Linked DNA regions of Homo sapiens: region 2 is linked to region 1. A link is an interaction called in ENCODE POLR2A ChIA-PET data of the cell type or tissue named here. Cell type or tissue: PC-9. All regions are shown on one strand. Each heading gives the region's core, and the rest is flanking DNA. Links, peaks and the distances in the headings are about the cores only.

The links. Peaks named below come from ENCODE experiments on the same cell type or tissue, not always from the same donor. Only the 100,000 strongest peaks of a DNase experiment are listed, where the experiment ranks them.
Region 2: POLR2A ChIA-PET joins it to region 1 with 16 read pairs; 5 of 35 experiments call an interaction of 5 or more read pairs at or near these places.

Annotation. Positions count from the first base shown.
Region 1 is chr6:150,909,207-150,912,125 of GRCh38, forward strand. All of the region lies in intron 8 of MTHFD1L (methylenetetrahydrofolate dehydrogenase (NADP+ dependent) 1 like), which reads left to right. Among named protein-coding and RNA genes, the nearest start is that of MTHFD1L, 45 kb to the left of the region's middle. In PC-9, for the core only: no CTCF peak of the experiment used is centred there; a DNase peak (open chromatin) is centred at 1,525.
Region 2 is chr6:150,961,585-150,964,503 of GRCh38, forward strand. The region is part of intron 18 of MTHFD1L (methylenetetrahydrofolate dehydrogenase (NADP+ dependent) 1 like); the gene reads left to right. Among named protein-coding and RNA genes, the nearest start is that of MTHFD1L, 97 kb to the left of the region's middle. In PC-9, for the core only: no CTCF peak of the experiment used is centred there; no DNase peak of the experiment used is centred there.

The DNA.
Region 1 (2,919 bases), core at 103-2,602:
TAGATTTTAAAACAAGGAAATTTCAACATTCTGTTTTCTAGCTGTAAGAGTAACTACTTTAAAAAAAAAAAAAAAGACAACCAAAAAAACCTATTTCTTAGAAAAAGTCTTGCTCTGTTGCCCAGGCTAGAGTACAGTGGCACGATCACAGCCTCAAACTCCTGGGCTCCAGCAATCCTCCCTCCTCAGCTAATTAAAACAATTTTTTTTGTTGTTGTTGAGGCAGGGTTCTCACTGTGTTGCCCAGGCTGGTCTTGAACTCCCGGCCTCAAATAGTCCTCCCGCCTCCACCTCCAAAAAGTGCTGAGATTACTGGTGTAAACCACCATGTCTGGCCTAAAAAAATTATTTCAAATGAAAAAACTACGCACTGCTCTTGTAGTGCCCTGCTTGCTAAACAGCAGATTTCATCATAAGCAAAATCATTTTGTACCCTAAATATTAGGACTTATTTACTGATGTAACAAATGGGACCAAGGAGAAGCTGGTCTTCCGTCTTAGGCTCAGAAAACAGTATCAAAACAGCAACTCTGTGGCTCAGAGTAATTTATAGCATCATTTTAAGCTAATGTAATTCTATTTAGTGTGGAAGAGGGGAAGAGCCCTGGGATGCTGATGTGCTGGGGGTCCCGAGGGACCTTGAGACTTTCTCTCGTATGGCTCTGAAGGGAGACATTAGAACTTACTGGAGGCTGGGCGTGGTGTGGCTCATGCCTGTAATCCCAGCACTTTGGGAGGCCGAGGCCAGTGGATCACTTGAAGTCAGGAGTTCGAGACCAGCCTGAGCAACATAGTGAAACCTCATCTCTATTAAAAATACAAAAGTTAGCCGGGCATGGTGGCAGGCACCTGTAATCCCAGCTACTTGGGAGGCTGGGGCAGGAGAATCGCTTGAATCCAAGAGGCAGAGGTTGCAGTGAGCCGAGATCACGCCATTGCACTCCAGCCTGGGCAGCAAGAGCAAAGCTCCATCTCAAAAAATTAAAAAAAAAATGTAGTGGAAAGAACATGGACTTTGGAGTCAGGATTAACCTAACTCAAGGACAAGGGAGCTGTTTTTGTAAAAAAAATTCTTGGCCGGATGCGGTGGCTCACGCCTGTAATCCTAGCACTTTGGGAGGCTGAGGCAGGCGGATCACCTGCGGTGGGGAGTTCGAGACCAGCCTGACCAACGTGGAGAAACCCCATCTCTACTAAAAATACAAAATTAGCCGGGCATGGTGGCGCATGCCTGTAATCCCAGCTACTCAGGAGGCTGAGGCAGGAGAATCGCTTGAACCCAGGAGGTGGAGGTTACGGTGAGCTGAGATCGCGCTCCAGCCTGGGCACCAAGAGCGAAACTCCATCTCAAAAAAAAAAAAAAAAGAAATTCTTAATTGCATTGCACTTACAGGCTGTGTGACTTTGAGGAAATAAGCTCTCTGATTAATTAATAAGATTCCCAATTTCTTTGTGGGTAAATTGGGAGCAAGGCTGTTGGGAGGAATGACTGAGATGATACCTCGGGGCAGTGCCTCTTTGATGGTAGCTGCCAATAAATGCTGGTCCACTTCCTGCATTCCTCCCTCCACTTCCTTGTTGCCATGTCACCTGCACACAAAACAGCTTTCAGACTCCATCTTGGCACAATATACATTTATATTTGAAAAATCAAACCCAAGAAAGGAAGAAGTCCAATGAAATTCTGAACATGTAAGAAAAGTCAGCTTTAGAGAAATTGGACATCCGTGTAATTTTCATTATGCCAAAGCAATTGATATAAAATTAGGATCTTTGCTTGTGACTCTTGAACTTTAGTAATTCCAAAATCCATTGTACCTATCACTGTTTTCTTTTATTTATTTTTTCCTGTAAATTCTGGATATTCTAGATCTATCCCTGAAGTATATTGCCAGTTTTCCATTTCAAATTTTAATTAGTTCTCAATACAATGTATTTAATATTTTGCTTTTTTTAAAAAAAGTAAAGGTTCATGTCATTTAGAATATGCAGCACTGTATAAATTTCCTTGTTAATTTGGTTTCAGTGGTCCAAATTAAGTTATTACTAATAGCTTATTAGTATCAGTTTACTAATATTTTAATTTTTTTAATCATGTCTTACATTGCATTCTTTTAAAAACTAGTGATATGCTGTCATTTGACAGTAAGAATTCAAATAATTTAAACTAGGATTGCAACTCTCAAGAACACTGTCACAAAAATTTTACCAAATGATATGTATTAGTCCATTCTCACACTGCTATAAAGAAATACCTGAGACTGGGTAATTTATAAAGAAAAGAAGTTTAATTGTCTCACACTTCCACGGACTGTACAGGTAGTATGATGCTGGCATTTGCTTGGAAGGCCTTCTGGAAGGCCTCAGGAAACTTACAATTATAGTAGAAGGGGAAGGGGAATCACATATATCTTACATGGCCAGAGCAGGAGCAAGAGAGAGGGAGGGCGTATTAGTCCATTTTCGCACTGCTGATAAAGACATACACGAGACGGGGAAGAAAAAGAGGTTTAATTGGACTTACAGTTCCACATGGCTGGGGAGGCCTCAAAATCATGGCGGGAGGTGAAAAGCACTTCTTACATGGCAGCAGCAAGAGAAAATCAGGAAGATGCAAAAGCGGAAACCCCTGATAAAACCATCTGATCTCATGAGACGTATTTACTACCATGAGAAGAGTATGGGGAAAACCACCCCCATGATTCAAATTATCTCCCACTGGGTCCCTCCTACAACACGTGGGAATTATGGGAGTACAATTCAAGATGAGATTTGGGTGGGGACACAGCCAAACCATATCAGAGGAGGAGGTGCATACTACATACTTTTAAAAACCAGATCTCAGGATAACTCACTCACTATCATGAGAACAGCACCAATGGGATGGCGCTAAGCCTTTCATGAAGGGCCACCCCCATG
Region 2 (2,919 bases), core at 145-2,644, 52 kb after region 1:
TGAACAGAGAGAGGCAAAGTCATATTTTATTAATTTCAAGGGCTTAGGGTATAATTTGAATTCTTTTTCAAAGTGTCCGGATTGTTTTTCAGCTGCTTTTGAAGAAATGAATCTAACTCATCTCAGAAGTCTTGTCAAGTAAATTCAATAGATCAACGTATGTCGCAGCCTATGGAATACTTAGTATAAAAATTGAAGAGAAAACCCTCAGGTTGCTATAAAAGTGCTGCTTTATTAAAATTACCAAAATCTCACTATTTCTATCTAAACTGACATACTACAGTTTCTGTCTAAATACATTGCTCTGTATTTTATTAATTTGTATGGCAATAAATATGTGTCAGGAACAGTTTTAAAACTTAATCCTCAAATACTGCTTCCTTAAATCTATTTATTTATTTTTATTTATTTATTTTGTTTTTGAGATGGAGTTTCGCTCTTGTTGCCCAGGCTGGAGTACAATGCCGTGATCTTGGCTCACTGCAACCTCTGCCTCCCAGATTCAAGTGATTCTCCTGCCTCAGCCTCCCAAGTAGCTGGGATTATGGGTGCCCACTGCCACACCCGGCTAATTTTTGTATTTTTAGTAGAGATGGGGTTTCACCATTTTGGCCAGGCTGGTCTCGAACTCCTCAGGTGATCTGCCCACCTCGACCTCCCAAAGTGCTGGGATTGCAGGCATGAGCCACCACACCCAGCCCTTAAATGTATTTTTGTGTGAGTGTATGATAAAAATCTTGGATCTGGAACAAACCCAAAGATTACTCTTTTTAGTTACCTTTTTAAATAAACTCTTTATTTATCTTTTTAATAAACTCTTTTTAGTTATCTTTTGTGTTTCTTGTTTGCAAAAAGTAACTAATTTATTAAATTGTGCTTCATCCAGTGGGAGCTATTGAGAGTTGGCCACCCATAGAAAATTGAGGGAGGATTTTAGGAACTGCTGAAGGTTTCTGCCACATGCATGATTCTGATATACCCTGGAAGAATCCATCTGAGCCTTCCCCACATGGACACAGAGTGTGGAATGCTAGCAGCACACAGAGGGTGGCAGAGCTTGCCCTGCACGTGACAGCACAGGCGCTGAGATGTGTCCCAGAAAAATGAGCAGGTAGAAGCCTACCTGAGACATCCAACAGAAACATCCCTCTTAACTTCCTTCCTCCTTTAGTGTTTTGAATCAGTTTATTTGGTTGGGAAGTGTAAGCAAGGATAGTGTACAGAGAAGTAGGAAAACTACTCCTCTTCTTCCACCTGCTCTGCATTAGCACAACAGGACAACTCTCACTGAGCCTTCCTGTCCTGAAGATTTCTTTTTTCTTTTCTTTTCTTTTTTTTTTTTTTTTTTTGAGATGGAGTCTTGCTCTATTGCCCAGGCTGGAATGCAATGGTGCAATCTAAGCTCACTGCAACCTCCAACTCCCAGGTTCAAGTGATTCTCCTGCCTCAGCCTCTCGAGTTGCTGGGATGACAGGCACCTGCCACCATGCCTGGCTAATTTTTGTATTTTTAGTAGAGATGGGGTTTTGCTATGTTGGCCAGGCTGGTCTCGAACTCCTGACCCCAGGTGATCCACCCGCCTTGGCCTCCCAACGTGTTGGGATTACAGGTGTGTGCCACCATGCCCAGCCTGTCCTGCAGCTTTCAAAGTGAACCATCTTCGTGTATGTATAATGAGTGGGTTGCATTCATATCATGTGTGTTTTATACACTGAGGTAGATTCCAGTTACGTAGGAATATAGTTAGTAATAGTGTATTCCTGAAAATTGCTAAGAGTGGTTATAAAGTATTCTCACCACCAAAATGATAACTGTGAGGTAATGCATATGTTAATTAACTAGGTTTAATCATTCCACAGCATATACTTCAAAACATCATGTTATACACAATAAATACATACAGTTTTATCTGTCAATTTGAAGTTAAGGAAGAAAATAGATTGGATTTTCTTACACCTTTTAAATGATTAAATATTATAAAAATAGAAACCAATCACATGAGAGAAACATTTACTACTGTTGTTGATAAAAGTACGGGGAGAATGTAACGCACTTTAGAGTGAGGAAGATTCTCTGGATTCTACCACTGCATCTGTTAGCGCCATGGCATACTGTGGTAAAATGGCACTGTTTTCCGATGCTATGTACAGCAAGGGATAGCGCCCTGTTTTCCCCCCCTAGAGCTACCGTTACAAGCATTTGCTTATGTTATAGCCTTCCAATAACTAATATGTTGAAAACACCAAGACACCACTTAAGGTCTTTACAAAGTGAGAAGGAATTGGGAAAAAAAGAAACAAAGGCCGGGCACGGTGGCTCACGCCTGTAATGCTAGCACTTTGAGAGGCCGAGGCAGGCAGATCATGAAGTCAGGAGTTCGCGACCAGCCTGGCCAATATGGTGAAACCCCATCTCTGCTAAAAATACAAAAAAAATTAGCCGTGTGTGGTGGTGCATGCCTGTAGTCCCAGCTACTGGGGAGGCTGAGGCAGAAGAATCGCTTGAACCCTGGAGGCAGAGGTTGCAGTGAGCCTCCAGCCTGGGCAACAGAGAGAGATTCCGTTCTCAAAAAAAGAAAGAAAAGAATGTGAATATTGACATCACATTAAAAAATAATAACAAACTTTAGCCTTGTGGCCTTTTTTTGGCACATGTTTTCCGCTAGTTCTCATGCATCATCCCTATTCTCTCTCTTCTCTGTCTTTTCTTCATCCAGGAACAGAGAAAGAGGACTTAGAAGGAACTCAACCCAGTACTTCCTAGGATTGGAAGGAAGCTGCCTTATTTCATGTATAAGTGGCACCAGCTTGACTGTAGGAAGAGAGATAGCGTGAAGCCTTTCACATCTAAACTAGAAAGCTTTTAAACGTGGTAGTTTGTTGAGTTATTCTCTCTCTGTGGAATGAATGATGTAGAGAT